Regions from separate parts of the Homo sapiens genome. Here all the other regions are linked to region 1. Evidence: chromatin contacts called from ENCODE Hi-C or POLR2A ChIA-PET data. All regions are on one chromosome and are shown on one strand. Each heading gives the region's core, a stretch centred on a gene start or an enhancer-like site at or near the end of the contact. The rest is flanking DNA. Distances are from core to core; before and after follow the strand shown.

What was found. Hi-C counts contacts between places; a loop is a spot of excess contacts on that map. ChIA-PET counts read pairs that join two places held with the same protein, here RNA polymerase II (POLR2A). Pooled maps may share reads with other maps.
Region 2: a loop to region 1 is called in a pooled map, with 8 times the contacts of the local background. The contact joins the promoter of NAIF1 here to the promoter of LRRC8A in region 1. A Hi-C loop is called at or near these places in 1 of 37 single-sample maps with no recorded cell type and 6 of 50 pooled maps. POLR2A ChIA-PET finds 5 or more read pairs at or near these places in 1 of 52 experiments (naive thymus-derived CD4-positive, alpha-beta T cell).
Region 3: a pooled map shows a loop between it and region 1 (6-fold over the local background). The contact joins the promoter of ASB6 here to the promoter of LRRC8A in region 1. A Hi-C loop is called at or near these places in 1 of 37 single-sample maps with no recorded cell type and 8 of 50 pooled maps. POLR2A ChIA-PET finds 5 or more read pairs at or near these places in 2 of 52 experiments (H1 and HepG2).
Region 4: a map of naive thymus-derived CD4-positive, alpha-beta T cell shows a loop between it and region 1 (23-fold over the local background). The contact joins the enhancer-like site here to the promoter of LRRC8A in region 1. A Hi-C loop is called at or near these places in 2 of 168 maps with a recorded cell type or tissue (B cell and naive thymus-derived CD4-positive, alpha-beta T cell) and 7 of 50 pooled maps.
Region 5: a loop to region 1 is called in a pooled map, with 2.8 times the contacts of the local background. The contact joins the enhancer-like site here to the promoter of LRRC8A in region 1. A Hi-C loop is called at or near these places in 1 of 168 maps with a recorded cell type or tissue (right cardiac atrium) and 2 of 50 pooled maps. POLR2A ChIA-PET finds 5 or more read pairs at or near these places in 1 of 52 experiments (naive thymus-derived CD8-positive, alpha-beta T cell).

What each region holds. Positions count from the first base shown.
Region 1 is chr9:128,880,805-128,883,508 of GRCh38, reverse strand. It overlaps LRRC8A (leucine rich repeat containing 8 VRAC subunit A), which reads right to left and starts at 1,376. Exons shown (of 4, transcript NM_019594.4): 1 at 1,259-1,376. It overlaps KYAT1-SPOUT1 (KYAT1-SPOUT1 readthrough), which reads left to right and starts at 1,559. Exons shown (of 25, transcript NR_182311.1): 1 at 1,559-1,612. KYAT1 (kynurenine aminotransferase 1) reads left to right here and starts at 1,559. Exons shown (of 13, transcript NM_004059.5): 1 at 1,559-1,612. RefSeq lists a silencer at 1,030-1,309 and an enhancer at 1,340-1,489.
Region 2 is chr9:128,066,013-128,068,716 of GRCh38, reverse strand. It overlaps NAIF1 (nuclear apoptosis inducing factor 1), which reads left to right and starts at 1,397. Exons shown (of 2, transcript NM_197956.4): 1 at 1,397-2,126. The coding sequence starts at 1,616. SLC25A25 (solute carrier family 25 member 25) reads right to left here and starts at 485. Exons shown (of 11, transcript NM_001330988.2): 1 at 137-485. The coding sequence starts at 397. RefSeq lists a silencer at 189-758 and an enhancer at 1,209-1,538.
Region 3 is chr9:129,640,762-129,643,465 of GRCh38, reverse strand. ASB6 (ankyrin repeat and SOCS box containing 6) reads left to right here and starts at 1,315. Exons shown (of 6, transcript NM_017873.4): 1 at 1,315-1,579. The coding sequence starts at 1,467. RefSeq lists a silencer at 949-1,548 and an enhancer at 2,255-2,704.
Region 4 is chr9:128,248,817-128,251,520 of GRCh38, reverse strand. It overlaps DNM1 (dynamin 1), which reads right to left. Exons shown (of 22, transcript NM_004408.4): 20 at 1,165-1,406; 21 at 581-796. Among named protein-coding and RNA genes, the nearest start is that of MIR3154, 5.1 kb to the right of the region's middle. RefSeq lists silencers at 625-714, 725-1,224 and an enhancer at 1,395-1,534. Within about 2 kb of position 1,305, at least 9 of the 41 ENCODE cell types and tissues checked have a DNase peak (open chromatin) inside an H3K27ac peak, as active enhancers do.
Region 5 is chr9:128,294,183-128,296,886 of GRCh38, reverse strand. No RefSeq gene overlaps it. Among named protein-coding and RNA genes, the nearest start is that of SWI5, 19 kb to the right of the region's middle. Within about 2 kb of position 1,331, at least 15 of the 41 ENCODE cell types and tissues checked have a DNase peak (open chromatin) inside an H3K27ac peak, as active enhancers do.

The DNA.
Region 1 (2,704 bases), core at 127-2,626:
GGAAGACTTGACCTTCATGGAAGCAACACCAGTGAGACTGAGCAATCAGCACTGCCCAGTCTCTCTGAACAAACTCCCACTCCCACATCCCCTCCACAGGAAGTATCAGCAACAGCCGATCTCCTCCCGCTTCTTACAGCCTGTCTGTCTGCCAGGTTGTCTGCTCCAAAGGGCAGAATACAGTTTGGCAGGGGTTAAGAGTACTACTAACAGAAGAGGTGGAAGAGGTCCTTGGGAACTTCGGGCTCCCCCAGTTCCCTTCCTCTTACCAGGTGCTCTCCCTCCACACCTCATTCTCAAAAGGCTTCCTGAGGTAGGGCAGGGGAAGAGGAGTCAGTGGAAGTGTGGCTCACCCAGGAACCGCCCACCCTTCCAGCCAAGTCTCCATCAGGAGGCGGCTACCAGACAACCCCCGACCCATCCCTCCTTCCCAAAAAAGGCAACAATCGCAACAGCTGAGAACCGGCAGACCTCGGTTCACCCCGGTCCAGATCAAGGGGAAGAAGCAGTCAGCGAAAGCAGCAGAATCATCATGAACTCCATGACCCCAGCTATGCCCCTTCAGCCTGGGAGCTCAGTTTGCTGGGTATCCAGCTCACCTAGGGCTGCACCAGGCCTGGACCTCACTGGATCTCGCCTCGCCCTCGGGCCCACCTGAATGCACAGGACTGGGACAGGGTCTGGGTTCTTAGATTCCGGACCGGTCTTCCCAAATATCCCATCCCAGAAAGGCCCCAAGAGCCTAGCCGGGGATCCTGCCCCCAAGTCAGGGCACTGCCCCCATCGGAACGATAGGAAGGAGGGGTGCAAGGGAAGAGAAGGGGACCAGGAACTCAGGAGAAGACAGCTAAGGAAATCTTTGAAAAAGAAATGGCAAGGAGAGAGCCCAGAGGTGGAACCTCTAGGAACGGGAGAGTGTGTGTGGAGGGGTGAGGATCTGGGGGGACCCAGGGGATGACAAGGGGACATGGGGGAGCCGAGGCGGAAACTCCTGGTTTCTGAAGCACAAGGAGGCACAGGGGTGCCTGGGAGGGGGCTCGCGCGCCGCGGAGCCGGCGAGAAGGTGGTGCCCCGGAGACTCCGGGCACTGGGGAGCCCAGAGGTAGGCCGAACACCGCGGGAGGTCCCCAGGGGGCCGGCCCGGAGACAGAGCCCCAGATGCCCCGGGCGCCCCGGGCCGGGCAGCTGGCCGAGGGCGTGTGTAAGTGGGTTTCGAGAGGTGACAGCTCGCGCCCCTTTCCCCACCCCGTCCACTCACCTGGGCTCGCCGCGCCCGGCCGCCCGGCAGGCAGCCCCAGGCCCCGGCCGCTCCGTCCCGCCGCCGGCCGCAGCGCTGCTCCGGCGCCTCCTTTTGTTTGTCCCTCACTGCACCACTCAGCCTCCTCCGCCCCGGAAGTGACGTCACCGCCGGGCGCGAACGCGGCGGCCAGGGCGTCGCCATCTTTATGAGGAGAATTCTAGCGGCGCTTTCTCCCGCTCTCGCCTCCGCGCTAGCGCCCTGCTGCTTCGGGGCGGAAGTAGCGGAGCCGGGCTCGGCCCCCTTAAAGGGACAGGGACTGCTGCAACCTACGGGGTGTACTTGGGAACGAGGGGTGAAGCGGCCCAGGTGAGGGTGAGTAGCTGTGTCGGAGCGCCACTTCCCCAAGGTCAGGTGCCGAGGCTGGGAGGGTCGGCTAACGGTTCCGAGCTTGGTTGTGCTAGAGTGCTTAATGAGTTTGATGCTACTAAGTATAACGGAGTGGCTGCACAGAATGATTGAGCCGCCCGCGGGAATCAACTGCGCGTGCTGCTCGCTGATTCTCGCTCGGACACTGGGGCTGGTCCTGTCTGCACCCAAATCCCCCTCCCACGACCGCGCCGGTGGAGATGATACCCGAGACAACAGAATTCTGGACAGATCTGGGGTTGGAATTGGGTCCCCAGACTCCAACTCTGCAGCTCCATAAATCCCGCTGGGTCCTCGCAAATTCCCTGGCTGATAACAGTACCGGCAACCAAATTAAAAAATAATCCATACAGTGGAATACTGTGCAGCCATTAAGACGAACAATGTTTAATATGCACTAATGTAGGGTGACTTCTAAGATACCTTAGGTTAAAAAAGGAAACAACAGTAAAAACAGCGTTGGGCCGGTTGCGGTGGCTCACGTCTGTAATCCCAGCACTTTGGGAGGCCGAGGCGGGCGGATCACGAGGTCAGGAGATCGAGACCATCCTGGCTAACTTGGTGAAACCTCATCTCTACTAAAAATACAAAAAAATCAGCCGGGCGTGGTGGTGGGCGCCTGTAGTCCCAGCTACTCTGGAGGCTGAGGCAGGAGAATGGCATGAACTCGGGAGGTGGAGCTTGCAGTGAGCCGAGATCGCGCCGCTGCACTCCAGCCTGGGCGACAGAGCGAGACTCCGTCTAAAAAAAGAAAAAACAGCGTTGATGGGTGCTATCCATCTTTGCGTAGAAGGACGCCTGAGGGTGGGCGTATCTGCGGGTGTGCGCGCCAGCTGTCTGATAAGATGCACAAGAAGTTGTTAATTGCGGTTGTCTCCGACAGAATTGGGGTCTTGGGTACCTGGGCCAGGGCGAGAAATTTACTACCATGTGCACAGATAGATAATTAAAAATAAGATGATGAAGATAGTCGTGGCTCCCATCCATCACGTGTTAAGCCAATGCCTAGTTTCACTTCTGTTGGGAGGTCTTATTTTT
Region 2 (2,704 bases), core at 148-2,647, 810 kb after region 1:
CCCTCAGTGAGTCAGGGGGCACCCTTCCTCTGGACAGTGGGGGTTCCGCCCAGCCCAAGGGGCCGTCCCCCGAGACCTGTCACCCGGCCCTCGAGGGGCTCCCTCCCCGCCAGTGCTGAGGACGCGCGCAGCCTACCTGGAGCTCGCCCTCGGTGCGGTGCAGTCCCAGGCGCCGCAGCCCCACCGCCAGGTCGTTGACACACAGGCCGCCGTCCCGGTTGACGTCGAGCGTCTGAAAGAGTCTCCACAGGCGCAGCCGGTGGTCCGGGCCCCCGCAGATAGCGCCGCCGCAGGGGTCCCCCACGGACGCCGGCGATGAGGCAGACGAAGAGGCGGCGGTGGCGGCGGCGTCCGGCGGCGGGGAGGCCACACAGCGGCACAACACACTGCTCACCATCGGGCGCGAGGCAGGGGCTCCGGGCGCGGGCGGGAGCGGGGGCGGCGGGCCGGCGGTGACCGCGCGGGAGGCAAGCCAGGCGCTCTGCAGCTGGGAGCGCGGGCTCGGAGACGCCGGCAAGCTGGCGGAAGGGGCGGCTTCCGGGAGCCCCGCCCCTCCGCGCCCCGCTTCGCCGGCCACGCCCGGGCGCACCGAAGGCCAGTCACAGGCTCGGATGGGGAGGAGGGAGGGGCGGAGCCTGTCTAAGGACAGCCCACGCGCCACGGACTACCCGGATCAATGGGGTGGGCGGGGTCACCCGGCTCCGCCTGGGGCCGATTCAAACTGAGGGAGGCGGGGATTGGCTGAGCCGGGGGCCAAGAGAGAGAAAATCACGCAGCGATAGGCATGAGTAATGTGATTGGCAGGCGGAAGGCCCCGTGTCCAGTTTCCATTGATGAACTAACTCTGTTTAGACTGCGGGATCTTAAGGATGGGAGGAGCGGTAGTGTACGGAGAGATCGTAGCCTCCAGTGGGAAACAGGATTTGTGTGAGAGCATTTGTGAACTGCAGTTGCGAGGCAGAGTTTGTGCCGGTGGGAGGAATTAAAAGTTAATTGACCCATGGGTCACGGCCGAAAGCACTAAGTATCCTCAGGAAGCAGGGTTTTGGTAATCTAACTCCCTAAACCACCAATAAAATAGCTGAATTTAACGGCTTAATAGTCGTAATACTGACAATTGAACGACAGAATGATTTTCCAATGGAAGTGAATAAAGGTTAGGTGGGCGGGGCCCTCTGGGCGACGGACACAATTTTAGACCAATGATCAGGCGAATTACAGTAAGCAGGCGTGCTCTTTAGCTGAGCGACAGATCGAAAGAACCAGTGATCGACGTGATATTTGAGCAGCTACCAACCGGGAAGGCCGGTTTTCCCGGAGAAGCGCTGGGAGGCGGGAAGAGGGGAAGTGGGCGGATCTCCGCACACCTCGGCGGAAGAGGCAGATTCAGGAAGCCATTACGCTGCTGGCTGGCAGCGGCCGGGCCGGTCGGGGCTGGGCCCTACGCACTTTGCGTAGCGAGGGGGGTTACCAAAGGCCTAGTGCTTGGCCTCGAGCAAGCCTGGCCTATCCCCTGTAGGGGGTGGGTGAGGGGCGAGGCTGAGGAAGAAGAGAAGGGGAATTGGGGCGCTTGAGGGGATTATAATTTCTTTAAAAAGAGGGGAGGGGAGAGGCCATGGCCGTCCCAGCCAAGAAAAGGAAGATGAACTTCTCAGAGCGGGAGGTGGAGATCATCGTGGAGGAGCTGGAGCTGAAGAAGCACCTGCTGGTGAACCACTTCAACGCCGGGGTACCCCTGGCCGCCAAGAGTGCGGCCTGGCACGGCATCCTGAGAAGGGTCAACGCCGTGGCCACCTGCCGCAGAGAGCTGCCTGAGGTCAAGAAGAAGTGGTCTGACCTCAAGACCGAGGTCCGTCGCAAGGTTGCCCAGGTCCGGGCCGCCGTGGAGGGTGGTGAGGCGCCGGGGCCCACTGAGGAGGACGGAGCTGGGGGGCCTGGGACAGGCGGTGGCAGTGGTGGCGGTGGCCCAGCTGTAGCCCCAGTGCTGCTGACCCCCATGCAACAACGTATCTGCAACCTGCTGGGCGAGGCCACCATCATCAGCCTGCCCAGCACCACAGAGATCCACCCTGTGGCCCTCGGACCCTCGGCCACCGCAGCCGCAGCCACGGTCACCCTGACACAGAGTGAGTGACCTCTCCTGCCCAGGCGGCGTGCATAAGTGGGAAGGGCCAGCAAGCTCTGGGGTGGCCTGGGGAAGGTTGGCTGCCAAGGGTCAGAGGTCAGATGGGGGTCTTGGAAGACCATGAGGCCTTCCAAGAGCAGCACCCAGACAGAAGTGATCTTGCTCTCTTTGGGACTTCCTCAGCACGTGGGCTGGACTTCTGACGTGCTGGATAGCTCGCCACTGAGCATTGCCACCATGTTTGTCCATGACTTACCTCCACTTGCCGAACTGGGTGGTCCTTGAAAACAAGAGACCGTGTCTGTATCCCCACAGGACTTTTCACAGGGCCCGGCTTGTAGTAGACAGCCAGGCCATATTTGTTGAAAAAATTGATGGGAATAATACTGCCCAAGTGAGACAACGATTCTGGATTCTGTTTTCAGTGTGGGGGATCTTTCATCAGGTGCTGCTCAGGAGCCTCATGGTTCCTGGTGTTAATCTACTCCATTCATTCATTCATTCATTCATCAAACATTAGCACTTATTCTGTACCAAACCCTGTGCTGGGCACTGGGATTACCAAGTTGTCTAAAATAC
Region 3 (2,704 bases), core at 66-2,565, 760 kb before region 1:
TGGAGTGTGATGGTGCGATCTCCACTCACTGCAACCTCCGCCTCCCGGGTTCAAGCAATTCTCCTGCCTCAGCCTCCCAAGTAGCTGGGATTACAGGCGCCTGCCACCACGCCCGGGTAATTTTTGTATTTTTAGTAGAGACAGGGTTTCATCATATTGGCCAGGCCGGTCTGCAGCTTCGAACTTCTGACCTCAGGTGATCCACCTGCCTCGGCCTCTCAAAGTGCTGGGGATTCTACCCATTTTACAGATGAGGAAATCCAAGTTCAGAGACAGGCGGTAGCACACTCCTGTGTTCCCAGCTTCTCGGGAGGCTGAGGCGGGAGGATCACCTGAGCCCAGGGGTTCAAAGCTGCAGTGAGTCATGATCACTACACTACACTCCAGCCTGGGAGACAGAGTGAGACCCTGTCTCTAAAAAATACACAAGATTCGGGCTGGGCACCGTGGCTCATGCCTGTAATCCCAGCACTTTGGGAGGCCGAGGTGGGAGGATCACGAGGTCAGGAGTTCGAGACCAGCCTGGCCAATATGGTGAAACCCTGTCTCTACTAAAAATACAAGAATAAGCTGGGCGTGGTGGCCAGCGCCTGTAATCCCAGCTACTCGGGAGGCTGAGGCAGGAGAATCGCTTGAACCCGGGAGGCGGAGGTTGCAGTGAGCCGAGATCGTGCCATTGCACTCCAGCCTGGGCAACAGAGCGAGACTACGTCCCCCAAAAAAACAAAAACAACAACAACAAAAAACAAGATTCACTGAGTCCATCAAGGCAGAGGTGGAGAGGGCTAGCAGCCGTCCTGGCCAGGTGCTCCCCGGGACAGAGAATAAGAAACTGAGGAGGGGACGTGCGAGTACCCTGGTCCTCATCATTCCAGTCAGCGGGCCGGGTGGTGACAGAGGTGGCCCAGCCCCTCTTCAGGGAAGGCGAGGGCCAGCCCGAACCGGAAGGGGCAGTGTCTGATGACCACAGCTCTCAGGGGCGCCCAGGGCCAGTGGGGCAGCGGCAGGGCCGAGAGCACGACCGGCGGAACTCGGACGGCGCCCAGCGGTCGCGGGCGGGATCGCAGGGCGAAGCCGAGCCGGGCCGGGCCCTGGCAGGAAGGGGCGGACCCGCCTGAGTCTCGGATCTGGCTTGGCTCGATCCTCCACTCTCCCACTCCGCTGGGGCCGCCCACTGGACATCGCCCGAGTCGGCCTGGCGGTCGTGCCCCAGGACGCGCCGAGGTCCTCCGAGCCCGCAGGGGGCGCTGTCGCCATATGGCCCACCCTGAGTCGGCGCGGGCAGGAAGTACGAGGGTCACTTCCGGCGGGGGCGCGGCTTGGACTGAGGAGCGGACCCGGCCGGGCGCAGGGGCTGGACTGGCGGAGCAGGTGGGGTCCGCGGCCGCCGGAGCGTTCCGGTCGGCGTCTGGGCATCTCGGCCTCGGCAGAAAGCGCGACGGCCCTGCTGCGCGGGGCCCGCGGCGATGCCGTTCCTGCACGGCTTCCGGAGGATCATCTTCGAGTACCAGCCGCTGGTGGATGCGATTCTGGGCTCCCTGGGGATCCAGGACCCCGAGCGGCAGGAGTCTCTGGACCGGTAACTCACCCCCTCCCGTGAGCTGGCCGAGGCCGCTCCGACCCCGCAGCGTCCCACTTTATCACCACAAGCCGGGCGGGGTGGATGCGTCCCCCTTGACAGAGGAAGGGACGGGCGGAAGCCGGGGTTGCGTGGCTCGGAGTGCGCGCTGCCCCGCGCGGATCCCACTCCTGCCCCTTGCATGGCGGAGACGAAGGGCGGGGAGGGCCCGAGGGCGGAGGCCCGCGGGTTGTCGCAGGGCCTGCGCCTCAGCCCCACCCTGTCGCCTGCCTGTCCTGTGCCACCCCCCGGCGTGGCAGAGGAGCAGGGTGGAATCCGTGAGGCCTCAGATGTTACCCCAGAGCAGTGTGAAGGTGGGCTTTTGTAGCAGAGTTTGCGTTTTTATAGACAAGAGCTGGTCTGTCGTGGACCTGCAGGAAAGGGGTCGGGAGCGAATCTGCATTCACTGCCCATGGTACTAGGCACCTGGGGTCCATCAGTGGCTCAGCAAAACCCCCGCCTTCTTGGCGCATGTGCTCCAGAGGAGAGACTGACAAGTAATTGTACGGCGGCACGCGAGGTGGAAGGGAGGGGAGAGCAGAAGGAAGGGGCTCGGCTCAGGTGTTGAGGGGGTTGTCAGTTGGTATTTCCAACACGTGGTAATGATGAGTCTCGCCATCCAGGGACTCTGGTGGAAACGTAGGCTTTCTTCATCAATATCAGCTGAAGGTCTCAATGTGAGGGGAGGGAGGAGGCTGTGTTGCTGTCCTGGCTGCAGGTGTTGCCGGGGCTGGGGTCCTGCGGGTTTGAGGATGGAAGGGCTTTCTGAGGAAGAAGCATCAAAGTCGGGCTTGGGCTCTTGGCCTCCAGGCTGGTGGTCCCTTCAGTCCCAGCAGCCCAGGTGTGTGAGGCTTTGTACCTAAGTCTGCGACCGGACTCTGGGCAACGCGGGAGGAGAGCGCAGACAGACCCAGCCCATTCTCCGCAAATCCCAGTCTGCTCCCGTATTAAGAGATGCAGCGTGGCCCTCTCTCTACTTCAGAGCTTCCCCCAAGCCCCTGTGACCCACAGAGCCAGGGCCCTGCTTGCTGATGATGATAGCAGGACTAAAGCCCACCAACCCACAGGCTGCGCGGTCACCCGGTC
Region 4 (2,704 bases), core at 56-2,555, 630 kb after region 1:
CGCCCACACACACATCACACACCTTTCTAGTCACACAGTCACAGCCTGGCCTCTGCTCCTGTGGGCCAGTGGCTGGACACCCCCTGGGATGGCTCAAAGGAGTCAGGGCTGGGAAGTGGGGACATCAGGGTAGCTGAAGGAAATCCACACACTCAGAGCAGATCGGGGTTCAGAGTCAGACCTAAGGTAGGCTCCCCAGGGGCTGGGAGAGGAATTGGACGGAATGGAGGATGGAGGACAGCAAGAAGAAGAAAGGAGGAGGAATGCAACGTGTGGGCGGCCGCCAAGAGTGAAAATAGAGGGAAGCGCCATGCAAGTGCTGGAAAGAAGGGGGCAGGTGGGACGAGCCCCACAGCCCCCTCCCCAGAAACGACCACCTCCGGGACTCAGCGCTCCCTCGGGGGCAGGCTCCGCCAGCCCTCGGCCACACGTGGCGTGGCTCCGGCACCCAGAGTCCGATTGCCTGGGATAGAAACGGCCGGTTCTGGCGGCCAGGTCCGATGCTCTGGAATCCAGCCCCATTTCCCTCCCGGCCACGCCCGTCCGGCAGCCTCTCCAGCCGCATTCAGCCCCTACTCACCTGGGGACCCCGGGCGGGGCGCGGTTGGGGCGCGAGGGCACCTGAGGGGGAGGGCCGAAAGGGTCAGGGGAAGCCCCCGGCCTGGAGGGCACGGGGGGCGCCCCCCCCAGGGCGGACCCAGCAGGCGGAGGCCCAGGAGCAGGGCCCCGCGACCCGGGCCGGGCTGGGGGCACGGCGGGGGCTCGGCGCTGCGGCGTGGGGCTGGACGTGGGCGACCTGAGGGCGACAGGGAGCGAGGAACAAGGAGAGGCGAGATGAGCAGCTCCGCCCACCCAGAGGCCCCGCCCCAGCCCAGTGCTGGCCACGCCCATGCACGCAAGCCCCTCCCTGCCGCACCCCTAAGGCGGTCGCCGGAGCTTAAGCCCCGCCCCCAGCGGCGCCAACGCCCCAGCTCCACCCAGCCTTGCAGCCAGCTCTCCACGGCAAGCCCCGCCCCGCGACAAGCCCCGCCCTCTCTAAGCTCCGCCCCTCGCTCCAGGTGGGAGCCACCCCGGTGACGCGGGCGCGCCACTGCCCGGTCCCGGCATTCCTCCCGCGGGCCCCGGGCTGGGGGGCTTTGGGGCCGTGGGGGCCGGCCCTGGTACCTGCGTCCGGCCGGTACGCTCTGCACCTGCAGCCAGGAGTCGTCCACGGGCGGGGGCATGGGCGTGCTGACGGTGGTCGTGTTGATGTCGCCGATGATGCTGAGCGCCTCCTTCAGTGCGTGGTACATGCGCAGCATCTCGTCGCGCCGCTGTGCCTGCTCCGCCGACTCCTCCATCAGCGTGTTCTGGTCCCCACACGAGTACAGGTTGGCCAGCAGCTCCGAGAAGATGAACTCCTTGGTCTGCGAGTAGGCAAAGAGGGAAGGAGGTGGGGACCTGATGCCTGTGCCGCCCTGGCCGCCCCACCGGGCCCTGCTGGGACTGTGAGCTGGTGTGGCTTTTCAGACGCGGCTCCTACACTGCGTAGACTGGAAGATTCACCTCCCCACCGCGCTTTTCTCACTCAGATGAGGACACTGAGGTCCACAGGAAAAGTCATCTGACCAAGGTCACAGAACCGGGAGGGGACTTAGGACCTATCATGCCACCAGAACTCTTGTCTACTCAGTTGTTTTTTTTTTTCTTCTTCCTGGAGATAGGGTCTCGCTCTTTCACCAGGCTGGAGTACAGTGGGGAGATTACCACTCACTGTAGCCTCAACCTCCTGGGCTCAAAGTTATCTTCCAATGTCAGCCTCTCCAGTAGCTAGGACTACAGGCACGTGCTACCACCAACCCCAGCTATTCTTTTTTTTTTTTTTGAGACGGAGTTTCACTCTTGTTACCCACGCTGGAGTGTAATGGCACAATCTCAGCTCACCGCAACCTCCGCCTCCCGGGTTCAAGCAATTCTCCTGCCTCAGCCTCCTGAGTAGCTGGGATTACAGGCATGTGCCACCACGCCCGGCTAATTTTGTATTTTTAATAGAGATGGGGTTTCTCCATGTTGGTCAGGCTGGTCTCAAAATCCCAACTTCAGGTGATCTGCGCACCTCGGCCTCCCAAAGTGCTGGGATTACAGGCATGAACTACCGCGCCCGGCCAACCCCCGCTATTCTTTAAAATTTTTGTGTAGAGACAAAGTCTCACTGTGTTGCCCAAGCTGGTCTTGAACTCCTGGGCTCAAGTGATCCTCCTGCCTTGTCCTCCCAAAGTGCTGGGATTACAGGCATGAGCCACCGTGCACAGCCCCTCATTATATTTCTTCTTCTTTTTTTTTTTTTTTGAGATGGAGTCTCGCTCTGTCGGCCAGGCTGGAGTGCAGTGGCAGGATCTCGGTTCACTGCAACCTCCGCCTCCTGGGTTCAAGTGATTCTCCTGCCTCAGCCTCCCGAGTAGCTGCAATTACAGGCTCACGCTACCACACCTGGCTAATTGTTCTATTTTTAGTAGAGATGGGGTTTCACCATGTTGGCCAGGCTGGTCTTAAACTCCTGACCTCACGTGATCCACCTGCCTTGGCCTCCCAAAGTGCTGGGATTACAGGTGTGAGCCACCGCGCCCAGCCCCTCATGATATTTCTATTGGACAGCTCTGGTCTGGACCGTGCCTCCCTCCCTGGACCTGGTCCCATAGGGCTGGTTGGCATCTCCCCCAGGCCA
Region 5 (2,704 bases), core at 82-2,581, 590 kb after region 1:
ATGGTGACTCAGCTCCCTGTCTGACCCACAGAATTGCATATGTGCTGGTGATTGTGGCCATCAATCCCTTATCTGGTGAAACCTTTGGCTCATAACTGGTTTGGGTGTGTGATTGTTACCTTTCACCTCATTCTCAGGCCCATCCACATGACGTGGAACCTGGAGCTTTCCTCCCAATTCCTCCGAAGAATCAGGGTTGGGGGCCCCAACATCCCTTAGCCCCAACCACAGAGGCACTGGGCCCTTGGCCTGGGCTTCCTCCCTTCCCTCTCTCCCCAAGCGGCCCCTCCTTTTTTTCAAGACAGGGCCTCACTCTATCACCCATGCTAGAGTGCAATGTGTGATCATGGTTCATGGTAGCCTTGACCTCCTGAGCTGGATCGATCCTCCCACTTCAACCTCCTGAGTAGCTGGGTACCACCATGCTTGGCTTTGTTTTTTTTTTTCTTTTTTTTGAGACGGAGTCTTGCACTGTCGCACAGGCTGGAGTGCAGTGGCGCAATTCGGCTCACTGCAAGCCCCGCCTCCCGGGTTCACGCCATTCTCCTGCCTCAGCCTGCCGAGTAGCTGGGACTACAGGCGCCCGCCACCACGCCCGGCTAATTTTTTGTACTTTTAATAGAGACGGGGTTTCACCGTGTTAGCCAGGATGGTGTCGATCTCCTGACCTCATGATCCGCCCACCTCGGCCTCCCAAAGTGCTGGGATTACAGGCGTGAGCCACCGTGCCCGGCCCATGTTTGGCTGTTTTTAAAATTTTTTGTGGAGGATAGGTCTCACTATGTTGCCAAGGTGGTCTCAAACTCCTGGGCTCAATTGATTGTCCTGCTTTGGCCTCCCAAAATGCTAGGATTATAGGCATGAGCCACCACACCCTGCCCAGCTGATGTGGCCCCTTCTGAGCAAAACTAGAGTGGGGCACTATTTGGCGACACTGCTCTGTGACACATTTCTGTCAGGCCACCCAAAAATGACCCCTTTCAGTCCCCAGGGACAACAGTGCAGGCTGTACTGTGTTAGTATTTTGAACTCCGTAGGTGCCGGATGACAAATATTTTCGAGTAGGGTTTATACCGGATATGATCAAACAAACCATGTATGTGTACACACCAGGCAGAGTAACCTCTGCCACCTGTTTTCCAGCACATGGGGGCACGGCCTGAGGAATCCACATCTCGCAGCTGCTTGCTCCTTACTGCCCCTGGTTGCTTCAAACTCCTGAGAGGGGTGCTGCCAGAGAACCCCCTCTTCTATGTGTTCTGAGGATTCAGCCTTCGTGAATCTGGCCTGGCAGGCTGGAACCTTTCCAACAAGGCCCTCCCAGGGCTTGCTTCCCAGGGCAGTTGGGCACATCTCTGAGTGGACACTGCCCCCTCGAGGCCGTGCCCACTATGACACCTGGGAGAGCTGAGCTCACACAAGAGAAACAGACCAAGGTGGATGCTTTCCTTCCAAGTGTCCTCCCTGGGTGCCTCAAGATTGAACCAAAATGCAGAGCTGGGTTACGATTGTGTTTGGGGGAGACTTTCATCATGCACCAAGAATCCAAGTGGACACAACCTGCAAATCACCATCCCTGATCACCTTTCAACGAGACCAAATCCCTTTGTGTCCTGGGCCAACTAAGTTTTCTGCCTCTGGAATACTCTCCCACATTTTTTTTTTTTTTTTTTTTTTTTTTTGAGACGGAGTCTTGCTCTGTCGCCCAGGCCGGACTGCGGACTGCAGTGGCGCAATCTCGGCTCACTGCAAGCTCCGCTTCCCGGGTTCACGCCGTTCTCCTGCGTCAGCCTCCCGAGTAGCTGGGGCTACAGGCGCCCGCCACTGCGCACGGCTAATTTTTTGTATTTTTAGTAGAGACGGGGTTTCACCTTGTTAGCCAGGATGGTCTCGATCTCCTGACCTCATGATCCACCCGCCTCGGCCTCCCAAAGTGCTGGGATTACAGGCGTGAGCCACCGCGCCCGGCCTTTTTTTTTTTTTTTTTTGAGACAGAGGCTCACTCTGTTGCTTAGGCTGGAGTGCAGTGGTGCCATCTTGGCTCACCGCAACCTCTGCCACCCAGGTTCAAGTGATTCTCTTGCCTCAGCCTCCTGAGAAGCTGGGATTACAGATGTGTGCCACCATGCCCGGCTAATTTTTGTATTTTTAGTAGAGACGGGGTTTTGCCATGTTGCCCAGGCTGGTCTCGAACTCCTGACCTCAGGTGATCCGCCCGCCTCAGCCTCCCAAAGTGCTGGGATTACAGGCAGGCAGCCCTCTCCCACATTCTTACCTGGCTGCCTCCTACTGGACAGACATGGATGTCTCTTCCCCTGGGAAGTTTCCCAGTGTCCCATATTGGTTGGATGCAGCTCCAACATGCTTCCATAACCCTGTGGCAGCATTTTATCTGTATTGTCGTGGCTGCTTGAGTCTCTGACCTCCCGCTGGCAGGTGAGCACTGTGTGGCAGGGACCCAGAGACTGGGGCTCCCCAGCACCTGGCCCTGACAGTTTTTTTGTGTAGGAAGAGGCAAGACCAGCCAGCTCTCCACATAGAGAACATGGTGTAAGGTGAGAAAACCTCAAGGAAGGGCTCACCTCTCAAGGGGCTCCCACCCACTCAGAGCCTGGCCACTTCCCTCTCCTCCTCCTCCTTCACCATAAAACCAGGTGGCCGGCCAGGCGTGGTGGCTCATGCCTATAATCCCAGCAGTTTGGGA